2 separate regions of the Homo sapiens genome follow, and region 1 is linked to region 2. The links are chromatin contacts, found by Hi-C in ENCODE. All regions are on one chromosome and are shown on one strand. Each heading gives the region's core, a stretch centred on a gene start or an enhancer-like site at or near the end of the contact. The rest is flanking DNA. Distances are from core to core; before and after follow the strand shown. Region 1 holds the start of ZAR1L (zygote arrest 1 like). Region 2 holds the start of MTMR6 (myotubularin related protein 6).

Region 1 (5,721 bases), core at 1-2,500, 7.0 Mb before region 2:
TGTGACGTACTGGGTTTTTAGCAAGCATTTTTTAGAAAACACTTTCTCGGTGTAATTTATAAAGTTATATAAAATTTGTCAATACCTGCTTTGTTGCAGCGTGTCTTAAAAATTTCAAAAAATGTTGGCCTCTCTTTGGATCCAATAGGCATTTTTACCTACGATATTCCTCCAATGCTTGGTAAATAAGTCTGCAAAACAGAAGACCAAAATGCACTTACACAGGGATGCATTCCTTATTATGTGACTGAGGTAAAACTCAGAAGCGCTGGAAAATTTGTTTGAATTCTAATTCAGTCCCATCTCCTGGAACGGTAACAGCTTACTGTGAGGATGGGAACATTTTACAGCTGTGCTGTCCAAACCGGTGCCACTAGCCACATTAAGCACTCGAAACGTGGCTAGTGCGACTAGAGAAGAGGATTTTCATACGATTTAGTTTCAATCACGCTAACCAGTGACGCGTGGCTAGTGGGGACAGAGGGCTCCAGTTAGAGACCAACGCCGCCTGGTAATTCCCATCAGCATGTCTTCGGAATACAGCAATTACCAGGGGCTTAAGTAAGGCAAATACAGCGTGCCCAGCAGCTGTAAAACACTTCCCCAAAACAGCAATATTCCGTTAAAGTGATCGTGTTTCCAAGAAATTTCAGATGGCGTCATCTGGGACAGCTGGGAGGGAAGTTAAGTCTTGAGCTGAAGGCGGAGCCCAAAGGCCGGGCCGGAGGCGGGAAATGGAGACCCAGGGAAGGGGCGGGGCTCGAATTTGCTTGGCGAAAATCTGCCTTCGGGCAAGGACCTTTCTCTCAGGCATGGGTGGGGGTTGGCAGAGACAAAAGGGCAAGAAGCCGCGGCAGCGACCCGGGGCGTGAGGCGCTCCCCCGCCACGCTGGACTGGGACTGCGGAAGACGCGCTCGTCCCAACCCACTACCACCACCACTAACCCGCTCCAGAGGTGCAGTTCTTTTTTGGCCGGAGTAAGCTGACAAAAACCGCGCCGGTCACAAATCTGTCCCCTCACGCTTCTCCCGGCGGCGACCCACCGCCGCAAAAGACACCCGAGGCGCAGCAGAGGCGCAGCAGTGCCACAGCGGCTCCGCCTCTGCCGCCTAGTTTCAGAAGCTCGCGCCACAAGCCCGCGCTGGCCACGTGACGCCGTGACGCGACACGCAGCACACGCACCACCCGGAAGTCAGGCCTGGGTGGGCCGCTGCGGGTATTTCTCAGTGTGGCGAAAGGAAATTCCTTGTCAGGCATCCCAACCGTCAGTATCTGACCGAATAAAGCGGGAGCTGGAGTGTGTGTTCTCTTCTCGCTGACCCTTAAGAGTCCCAGGCCACCCTGCTTGGAGGGGCCGCCCCTATGCCTACTCCAAGTCCCCCATCCCTTTCTTTTTGCTCCAGCTCATGTTTGGGTGGGCGCCCTCGGGACACGACCTGGGACCTATGAAATACCTTTGTTCTGACCTTAAAAGGGATGTTCTCTCAAGACCTGTTCCCCAAAGCGAGCCGATCTTACAAAAGCTTAGAGTGGTCGGTGTGTGGTTGTGGATGACTTCACTTAGTGGTAGTGGGCGGGGCTGTTATTTGAAATCAGAGGATTTTAGTTCCAGTAGCTGTTCTGCTATTGGGTAGCAGGTGTTCAAGACCTCCGAGCCCGTTTCCTTGCTTGAAAAATTGTGAAACCCATCTTAACTCGCTCATGAAGTGTGAGGTACCTTGCTCCGCAGGGCTTGGTAGTATCTTTTGCTTTTTTTTTTGAGACGGAGTTTCGCTCTTGTGGCCCGGGCTGGTGTGCAATGGCGCAATCTCCGCTCACCGCAACTTCCGCCTCCAGGGATCAAGTGGTTCTCCTGCCTCAGCCTCCCGAGTAGCTGGGAATACAGGCATGGGCCACCACGCACGGCTAACTTTGCATTTTTAAGTAGAGACGGGGTTTCTCCGTTGTTGGTCAGTCTGGTCTCAACCTCCCGACCTCAGGTGATCTGCCTGCCTCGGCCTCCCAAAGCGCTGGGATTACAGGCATGAGCCACCACACCCGGCCCATCTTTTGCATTCTTAGGATTCGGATCACCTGTCTTCCTCGCAGGCTGAACTGGAAGACCTGACTTCATCTCCGAATTCGTTGGTTCTGTAACATGCCTAATACAAGGCTGAATAGGGTTTGTTGTAAGACCTACAAAACCTTCAAATGGATTCAGTGAGAGTTGCTCCCATGGGGGCCTTGCTGCTTCCAGAAGGTGCTTGAGCAGTAAACAGAAGCAACCTTGGATTAGGAAAAGGGTGGGCTCCGCTTGGTTCCTTAGGGACCATTTTAGTTTGATAATCAGTAATCCTTAGTTGTAGAAGGAGGCCTTACTAATGCAGATAGATTCTAAAGCTTTTGCTCTAAGTCTAATTCGCAAAGAAATACGTCTGTGATCCTTACTAATAACAGCTGCCACTTACCAAACATTTTATGAGTTAGGCATTCTGCTTTGGGTTTTCAAGCAATACCATGTTTAATCTTACAGTAATCCTGTAAATTGGTCAGTATTGTCAGATGAGGATACTGAATCAAGTAGTTAAGTAATGTGCCTGGTAGTAAGGCCCAGGTTTGAATTCTAGTCCATTTGACTTCATACACTTAACTAACCTGTGATTTATTTACCCTATAAATCAGAACAATATGCTTTGTCCCCTTTTTGTGGGGGAGGGGTGTCTCACTAGGAGTGGACTAATGAGAACCCGTGGCATGTCACACAAGTCTCAGAAATAACATTTTCTGTCATTTTATACAGCCCCCCATACCTTTATGTTTCTTGTTCTCTTTGTACCAGGGACTTGCAACTTATTAGCTCCACCATAATAGACTTTCTCACCTATTCTCTTCTAGTGCAGCTGCTCAATTTACTATTTGTATTCAATTTACAATATGCTTTAATTTTTCTTAAAAACATTATTTCCAGCTGGGCATGGTGGCTCACGCCTGTAATCACAGCACTTTGGGAGGCCAAGGTGGGCAGATCACCTGAGGTCAGGAGTTCGAGACCAGCCTGGCCAACATGGCAAAACCCTGTCTCTACTAAAAATACAAAAATTAACTGGGTGTGGTGGCATGTGCCTGTAATCCCAGCTACTTGGGAGGCTGAGGTGGGAGAATCACTTGAACCCCAGAGGCGGAAGTTGCAGTGAGCCGAAATCATGCCACTGCACTCCTGCCTGGGAGACAGAGCAAGGAAACTCCATTTCAAACAAGCAAACAAACAAAAACCCAAAAAACCATTATTTCCTAAAAGTTGTATATATTTAATGTGCACAACATGTATATGTACACAGTGAGATGATTACTATAGTCAAGCAATTAACATATCCATCTGTTCACATAATTACCTTTCTTTTGTGTGCGGTGAGAGCACCTGAAATTTCTCTTTGAAACTTTTCAGTATAAAATACAGTATTGTTAACTGTAGTCGTTATGCTGTAAATTAGATCTCTAGACTCATTCATTCTACCTAACTGTAACATTTTAGGCTCTGACCAGTCTCTCTCCATTCCCCCCAACTTCCTGTCCCTGGTAACCACCATTCTACTTTCTGCTTCTATGTATTTGACTTTTTCAGATTCCACATATCAGTGAGTTTATGCAGTATTTTTCTATCTGGCTTATTTCACTTAGCATAATGTTCCCCAGTTTCACCCATGTTGTTGCAAATGGCAGGATCTCCTGTTTTTTGTTTGTTTGTTTGTTTGAGACGGAGTCTTTCTCTCTCTGTTGCCCAGACTGGAGTGCAGTAGTGTGATCTCAGCTCACTGCAACCTTTGCCTCCCGGGTTCAGGTGATTCTCCAGCCTCAGCCTCCCGAGTAGCTGGGATTACAGGAGCGTGCCACCATACCCGGCTGATTTTTGTATTTTTATTAGAGGCAGGGTTTCATCATGTTGGCCAGGTTGGTCTCGAACTCCTGACCTTAGGTCATCTGCCTGCCTCGGCCTCCCAAACTGCTGGGATTACAGGTGTGAGCCACCGCGCCTGGCCAGGATCTCCTGTTTTAAGGCTGAATAATATTCCATTGTATAAATACATGCCACAATTTCTCTATCCATTTTTCTGTTAACAGACACTTAGATTGTTTCCATAACTTGGCTATTGTGCATAATGCTACAACGAACAAGGAAGTGAAGGTATCTCTTCAGGATATTGATTTCATTTCCTTTGGGTAAATACGCAGTGGTGGGATTACTGGATTATCTGGTACTTCTATTAACTTTTTTAAGGAACCTTCATACTGTTGTCCATAATGGCTGTACCTTAAAACATTATCTAACATTACCACATTACCTTACAAAGGATCTTTAGAATGGTCACTACAGGAATATATGAATTAATCACTAATTAAAGCATATGTGTGAATAAGCTGGAAATGAAAAACAGCTTTGAAAAAAAGATTCCCGAACAGTGAAGAGGTAGGGAAAAGCAATTAGGTAGGAATCAGGTGGCAATTAGACATCTGTAGATAGAGCTTCTCTCCCTCAATCAGGGTAATAAGCAGCAGCTCCCATTAGAATCTGAAATAAATGGAGAAGCCAGGAATGAATCTGAACCAACCTGATGAAGAGAAAGAAGGGGCGGATGAAGGAGGAAGGCAAAATAAGGACCCAAACAAACTGGCTAGGATATTAGACTGCGCCTGAGCACCTGAGAGCGGATGGAGCGCTTTGTCCGTGTTCCCTATGGCTTGTACCAGGGTTATGGGAGCACAGTGCCTTTGGGCCAGCCTGGACTCTCAGGGCACAAACAGCCCGACTGGAGGCAAAATATGGGTCCTCCCACTTTTCTGGCCAGGCCAGGGCTGCTGGTGCCCGCGAACGCCCCTGACTACTGCATTGACCCTTACAAGAGGGCGCAGCTTAAGGCCATTCTCTCCCAGATGAACCCCAGCCTGAGCCCGCGGCTGTGCAAGCCCAACACCAAGGAGGTGGGCGTGCAGGTGAGCCCGCGGGTGGACAAGGCTGTGCAGTGCTCTCTGGGGCCTCGCACCCTCAGCAGCTGCTCCCCCTGGGACGGCAGAGACCCCCAGGAGCCCCTGCCAGCCTGTGGGGTCACTTCGCCCGCCACCGGCCGCAGGGGCTTGATCCGCCTGCGGAGAGATGGGGACGAAGCGGAGAGCAAGGCGCTCCCGGGCCCTGCGGAGGCCAGCCAGCCGCAGCCACCATCACGGAGGTCAGGAGCTGACAGGCAGGAGGAGCCCGGGCAGCTGGAGGAATCGGGGGAGAAAGACGCCCCGTGCCCTCAGGAGACGAAGAGCAAGCAGGTGCCTGGAGACGCCGCCTCCGAGCCGCTCCGGAGGCCCAACTTCCAGGTAGATCCTCTCTTCCCTCTTCTTAGTCCTCGACCAGCCTCATCCCCTCCCTCCTTTTCCATCTATGGGGGCAATAAGAGCAAAATCTTCTCTCTCTTCTTCCATGTACTTGGTGAAGGAGAGGGAGCTCTGAAAATATGTATATCACGTGGCCTGTATGTTTGGTAAGTTTTGGGTAAAATAGGTGCCAACCCAAACTAAGCCTGTGAAAACCAACAGTCTGGCAACCACTGCTATTGGAGAATTTGGAGACGAAGAAGGGCTTCGAGTCTGTAATACATGAAATCAGACTTTCGTTTTGGGAAGATTGTGCCGGTAGCATTGTGGAAAATGGATTGGAAAAGTACAAACGACAGCAGCAAGAAGAATCCCAGAGTAAT
Region 2 (6,595 bases), core at 865-3,364:
TCGAGGAAAGATAATGGAACTGAGTGATTGCCAGATTTAACCATAAGGAATATTCTATCTAGTGCAAGAGTATTCAACTCAAGAGTCAAAGAAACGTCATTTAATATTTTATCTGTTATTTTACTTTCTTTCTGTAAAGCTAGGTAATTTTCTAGCCTATCATATTAACATAAATAGAACTTTAATATGGATTTTGAGAAGCAAATCAATGTAAAACAGTTGTTAAGAATACAGACTCTGAAGTCAGCCTGTCTGGCTTTATAACATGGATCTTGGCTTTATCTGCTATGTGATATTGGGCAAGTTACTTCACTTCATTGTGTCTCGCTTGTCTCATCTCTAAAATAAAGAAAGCAATAGCATTTTCCTCAGAATACCCGTAAAGCACTCAGTACATTTGGTCACCTGACATCATTATGATTGCCTCTCTGTGAGAATTGGTAAAGAGAGGACACAGGAAGTGAGGAGATGAGAAGAGGGAGGATAATCTGTAGGGGAATGGGGAAGGAGGAAGTTGTAAATTGGGAGGAAAATGATATAAAAAGTTTTGTTAAGAAAGTCTTGCTGTATGCTATACAATTCACCTCTTTCTGTTTTCTCAAAAAGCAATCCTCAGTAAAGACCTACATTACTTTTCTCTCTCTCTATATATATATATATGTGTATATATATATATATGTATATATATATATATATATATGTGTATATATATATATATATATATTTTTTTTTTTTTCTGAGCAGGATTTGTGGGGTTTTTTTTCGGGGGGAGGGGGTGGATGTGATACTGTACTAAGGTTGGTTTCTAGGTGGTTTAATGTAACTCTTATTACATATTTAGCTTAGAGGAGTCAGCAACTCCACCGCAAAGGCTGTTGTGTTTAATAACCATCTCCATTGCTTTGGCAATCTGTCTGAAACATCGTAGGCACTCAAAACAAAACAAACCAAGACAACTTGAACAAAATGAAACAAATAAGTGAAACAAAATTTTTAATTATAAAAGAAAATTTAGATGTTAGGCTTTTCTAACACCAATCACAGTATGAAAGATGAAGATTACAAACCTTAACCGGCTTAGTACAGAATACTTACAAAACGTAGAGCAGAGTTTCTCGGACTCTAACTCCTGACCTCAAGTGATCCGCCCGCCTCAGCCTCCCAAAGTTCTGGGATTACAGGCGTGAACCACCGCGCCTGGCATAGAGCAGGGTTTCTCAACCTCTGCACTGTTGTCATCTGCCGGATAATTCCCTGTAGTTGGGGGGTTGGTCTGGTGCCTAGTAGGGTGTTCAGCAGCCGACTTGTGACTTGGCCTCCACCCACCAGTTGCCCCCCGCCGCCACCCCCCCACCACCACCATTTGAGACAACCAAAAATATCTCCAGATGTTACCAAATGTCCCCCGGGGAGAAAACTCACTCCAGGCTGAGAAGTACCACATTAGACGTGTTCTAACAAAAATTACCTGTAACCCTCACCTAGAAATGTAAACTTTTTGTTTACATAAATAAAAATTACAGAGCACGGCTACATTGAACTTATTGTTCCATAGTCAGTTTTTTCTTCACTCAGTAATGCAGCATTAACATTTTCGTTATGTGATATCCCTCTACAGGATGAGTTTTAATGGATGCTGGTGCTAACATCGTATGAAATTGAGGTAGGAGGCGGGACTCTGACACCAGACCAGATTGAGGACTAGCTAATCATCATACTTTACATAAGGAATCCGTAGGATTGGAGAGTTGATTGTTTCAAATAAGGCTGGTTTCCTTATTTGGTTATTTCCTTAGAATAATAACTCCAAATCTGATTATTTCCTTAGAATACATTCTTATGAGTAGAACTGCAGCTCAAACTAAATTTGGTGCTGTCCAGTGGTATGGCGATGGACTTCAGAACATCCTCCACTCTTGCCCTCACCCCACAAGAACCCTTTACTCGGGATCCATTCTCACGCAGTCTTCCTCCCCGACCGCCCCGCGCGTCCGCTCGGCGGGATGACAAAGACCGCCTCGGGTGGGGTGGTGAGCAGTACCGGCCTCCTCCAGCAGGGGGCGCTGTGGGATCCGCCGCTGTCCGGGACGAACCAGCAAGCCGCTCTCGGTCCACACACGCTCTGTCTGCCTGCCCCGAGTCCCCCGGGAGGCCGCGGGGTTTGGGGAAGTGTTTCTAGGAGACGGCGCTCACCGGCTGCACCTGCGCCGTTGACGCCACCGGGGCCGGCAGACAGACCCGCGGCGCTGGCTGGTGGAGGGAGTTCCCGCTTGCTCTCTGTCGCTGTCACCGCCCTGTTTCTGTAGCCGTATGGTACGCCTGTGAGACCGGCTGCCGGCTGACGTCTCCTTGCGATGGAGCATATCCGGACGACCAAGGTAGTCGGGCGCGGGATCGCCAGTCTTCAGGGGCCCTGCTCTGACCCGGCTGAGGCAGGAGGAGACGAAGGCTCTGCTGGCCTGACTGGGGCTGGGAGCCGGCCCGGCGGAGACCCGGCCCGGGGCGGGAGGGTCTGGCCAGGCCTGGTCTGGGAGGGCAGGGTTAGCTTGGGCCAAGCGGGGTGCAGAGGCCTCCTGTACCTACAGGAGCAGGGGTCCCACTTTCAGCATCTTGGAGTGCGTAGAGATAAGTCTGGGAAAACTGGTCACCGCCCTCCTAGCTCTACGTTTTCTCGGGCAAAATTGGGGCTCCTTTAACTTTGGAGTCTTTCAGCCTTTCGTTGCCTCATCAACCGGAAAACCGTCTTCAAATTAACATTATGATGCTGTGTAAGCTTGTCCTTGCTCACATTTCATTGTCCCGTGTCACAGATTCACAGTACGAGTTTTGGAGGAACCGAGATCAGCACTCCGCTCCACCTCCCTTTGCTGTCTCGGTCTCCAGTCTTTCGCATCCGGTGTTTCCGTGTCTGTGCTTCATACTTCAGGCATTGTCCTGTGTCAGTAGTCAAGAGTTCTGGAGAAGGGAAAAATGTTATTCCATATTTTAAAAGGTCGGATGCAGCTTTATTCGATTGACCTTATTGCACTCCATGCTTAATTTTTGTGTGTGGAAGACCTTCATTTTGAGAACGAACAAATATTTTTATTTCGTTACAAATTTAAAAACGGAAGGAAATGACATCAGAATGTTACCAAATTACGTTTCCAACGACATTTAAGTTTAACTTTGAGAGGGAGAAAAACATAAATCGAGACGAGAAGAATAACATTTTAAAATCACTGCGAGCCCACTGCAAGGCAGCCTCTTGACGTTTTGGCAAAGCTGAAGCCCTTTAGTTGCTGCCCATCTTAAAATTACGGCTCATTTAGGGAACCACAGATGTTCGTTATCTTCATTGTTCCAAGAAGAATTTGTGTTTTTAAAAATTTTTTAAATGTTTCACAAACCTTTTAAAGGTATACATAAATTTTTATTGGAGCTTGTCTTTAACATTGTGCATACCGTATCTAGTAAAATTGAAGATTCTGAAAACTAACCCCTTAACATTTTTTTTTAAGAGAAGAAAGATAAAATAACTTGAGAATTCAAGTTGTGGGTACTTAAATTTTGAAAATGGAAGGGTGCTTAAGTCTATAACCAAACTCGTAGAAGGTGCACAGAGGAAAAGAGGACTAGAGTGGACATTGGATCAGGTTCTTGTATTGGTTCCAGATATGTATTATGTAGTAGCTAAGTGCACGTGACTTCCTTCTGCATCAGTTCGAAGCTCCTCTATTTTTCATATGCTTTCTACGGTGCATAGCACACAATCGAAAACCGGTAAAAGGCTGGGCACGGTGGCTCACGCCTGTAATCCCAGCACTGTGGGAGGCCGAGGTGGGCGGATCACTTGAGGTAAGGAGTTCGAGACCAGCCTGGACAACCTGGCAAAACCCCATATCTACTAAAAATACAAAAATTAGCCGGGCATGGTGGCAGGCGCCTGTAATCCCAGCTACTCAGAGGCTGAGGCAGGAGAATTGCTTCAACCGGGGAAGTGGAGATTGCAGTGAGCCAAGATGGCACCAGTGCACTCCAGCCTGGGCAATAGAGCGGGACTCAGTCTCAAAAAAAAAAAAGAAAGCCGGGTGGGGTGGTATGTACCTGTAGTCCCAGCTACTCGGGAGGCTGAGATGGGAGGATGGCTTGAGCCCACGAAGTGGAGGTTGCAGTGAGCCAAGATTGCGCCATTGCCCTCCAGCCTGGGTGACATAATTGGGGGGGGGGGGGCGGAAAAGAATAAAAAATCAGTAAAAGTAAACTGAATCTGATCAACTAGAGCAAATCCTATTCTTAGGTGGATGATAAGAGTGAACAGACTTGGAAAATATTTAGGATCCCTTGGTTATTTTAAATCTTTCCTCATTCAATTTATTATGAATATATATCTTTGTTTTTATTTGTAGAGTTGTAGCCCCTCTTATTAGCTCTTTGAAAGTTGTCACTGGTGACTTTCATTTTGTCTGATATTCCTCCTTATCTACCAACTGATGAACTTTTCTTCAAGTAATGCTCTGATTTTGACTTATCTTTACACAGTGGTCTCATGCTAGTGGTTTAATAAGGCCTTTTTAGAGACTAAGAAATTTCTGATGAATTGTCTATTAAAACTACTTTTCAAATATGCTCCTTTATTACTTTGGGTTGTTTTTCTAGTATTGGATCACTACTCTGGAGTAATATTAAGTGAGTGTATGTAGACCGCAAATAAATATTTTCTAGGTACCTAGTATGTGCCAGACACTGTATTGACACTGGGTATATAACAGCAAGATAGAGGTGGACCTCAGGGTACATTCTGTTAATTGTTGTGGGGACTGTAACATGTTCTTAAATTATTAATGTATTGGGAAATAACTTACTTTTAAAAGATTGGTTTGAACATAGCCAAACTTTTGTTTCCATTATGCATAGCCTTCACCTGGATTTAGTTAGTTTGCTGCAAAAATAAGTGTAAGTATTTAAAAAGCAAAAGTGGATTGTTTTAGATTTATTAGCTGTTTTGACCTCTATGTAGTTTAGTCATTAGGATCAAAATTGACCGTAGAGTGTCCTTTATGACTATTTAGTGATTTTTGTTGTTCAGTCAGCTCTATTTGAAAAGTAATAATTACCATTTATTGAGCAACTATATGTCAATATAGCCAATTATACAATATTATTACTTTATAATATGTACAATTGTATAAATCTGTTAATTTATACATTATCATCACTGATCTCTTAAATAACCCTGTCAGTTGGGTAGTATTATCTCCATTTATAGGTGAGGAGGAAATAGGCTTAGAGAATTTAAGTAACCTGCTCAATTAGTTCACAAGAGATAGAATTAGTATTTAAACTAAGGTGTGTTTAACTCCAAAGACTATGTATGCTCTTTCCAGTGCCTCTCTAGTTTTAATCTAATTGTTAAATGTGCATTAGTATTAATTCAGAAATAAATGCTGATGATAATTCTAAGAGCTTCCCCCCCAAACCTCTTTTTGTCATAAATAAATAATATTTATGCGGTATTGTTTTTAAATAATATTTAGGATCATTATTGCTTGCTAACCAGAGATTTATCAGATTAAGTATTTTAGCTGAATACTAATGAACATATTTATCATTCTGTTTTGGTCACATTTGGTTTACTAACTGTATAGCATCAAAGATGCCAAGTCCCTGAATCTGGATTTCTGAAAGAGCATTTCCAAGCTACACTTATGAATCATGCAGCTACTACCTATCGCTTTGAGCTCTCATTTTGCCATAATGACATAGTCCTGCCAAGAAACAATGAGAAATATGCAGAGACAGTTCTTTATGCAGTCTTTCTCCTTTCCCTGCCAGTACTTTGGCTGACATTATATATTGATGTCAAATGATATTGTCTTACCTGTGAATGGAACTTTACTGAATGGAATGGAAGAACCTTTTTTAAGCTATAAATGAAAGGCTGATTGCTAGCGTTTGTAATCAAATGGAATGTCCCATAAAAATCTGATCCTACTAAGGCCCAAATTGAGTTATTCCAAAAGTTATGCCTAACATGTTCTTTAGCTTGCTCCCTCTTTTTGTCATTAGAATGTGAGATCATCTATGTATGTATACAAATATACCTTCCCTCTGAAAGAAGAAAGGAGATATAAAAATAAGAATGGATCAAGAATAAGGAGAAACTGATATTATTTAAATTGTCTTTGAAATAAAAGCCAATAGGTTTTGAGGAGCACCTGAATGCTTTTTTCCAAGTAAAGTGTTGTTTTGATTTTCACTAATACTATCCCATTTTACAGGTGAGGAAACTGAAACCCTGAGAGAATTAATAAAATAACTTGTCCTGGCTCACACAGTTAGTTCTACCAAAGAAGAGGTGGAGGTGGGAACTTGAATGTAGGTCTTTCTGATAGCAAGCCTATTCTCTTAACCACACTCTCTTGCCTCACAGAATAATAATCTAATCAAGAGATTTGATTAGTCAGTTGGGGCAGTGTGAGTAAGAACAGAGAGGAGGGGTGGATAGAAGAAGCTTAGGTGGTCAGATTTTTTTCTAGTAGCTAGCTGAATGTGAGGATCTAGTGTGAGGGAAAAGGTCTGGCCTTGAGTAGATTTGGGAGGGAGTTGTTTGTGT

What was found. Hi-C counts contacts between places; a loop is a spot of excess contacts on that map. Pooled maps may share reads with other maps.
Region 1: a loop to region 2 is called in a pooled map, with 7 times the contacts of the local background. The contact joins the promoter of ZAR1L here to the promoter of MTMR6 in region 2. A Hi-C loop is called at or near these places in 4 of 50 pooled maps.

Annotation. Positions count from the first base shown.
Region 1 is chr13:32,310,892-32,316,612 of GRCh38, reverse strand. It overlaps ZAR1L (zygote arrest 1 like), which reads left to right and starts at 1,250. Exons shown (of 6, transcript NM_001136571.2): 1 at 1,250-1,298; 2 at 2,063-2,283; 3 at 4,520-5,341. The coding sequence starts at 4,688. BRCA2 (BRCA2 DNA repair associated) reads right to left here and starts at 1,105. Exons shown (of 27, transcript NM_000059.4): 1 at 946-1,105; 2 at 86-191. The coding sequence starts at 152. RefSeq lists an enhancer at 446-715, a promoter at 824-1,320, a cis regulatory region at 1,649-1,715 and a silencer at 1,834-2,054.
Region 2 is chr13:25,283,007-25,289,601 of GRCh38, reverse strand. MTMR6 (myotubularin related protein 6) reads left to right here and starts at 2,114. Exons shown (of 14, transcript NM_004685.5): 1 at 2,114-2,378. The coding sequence starts at 2,355. RefSeq lists enhancers at 1,801-1,970, 2,071-2,410, 2,114-2,734.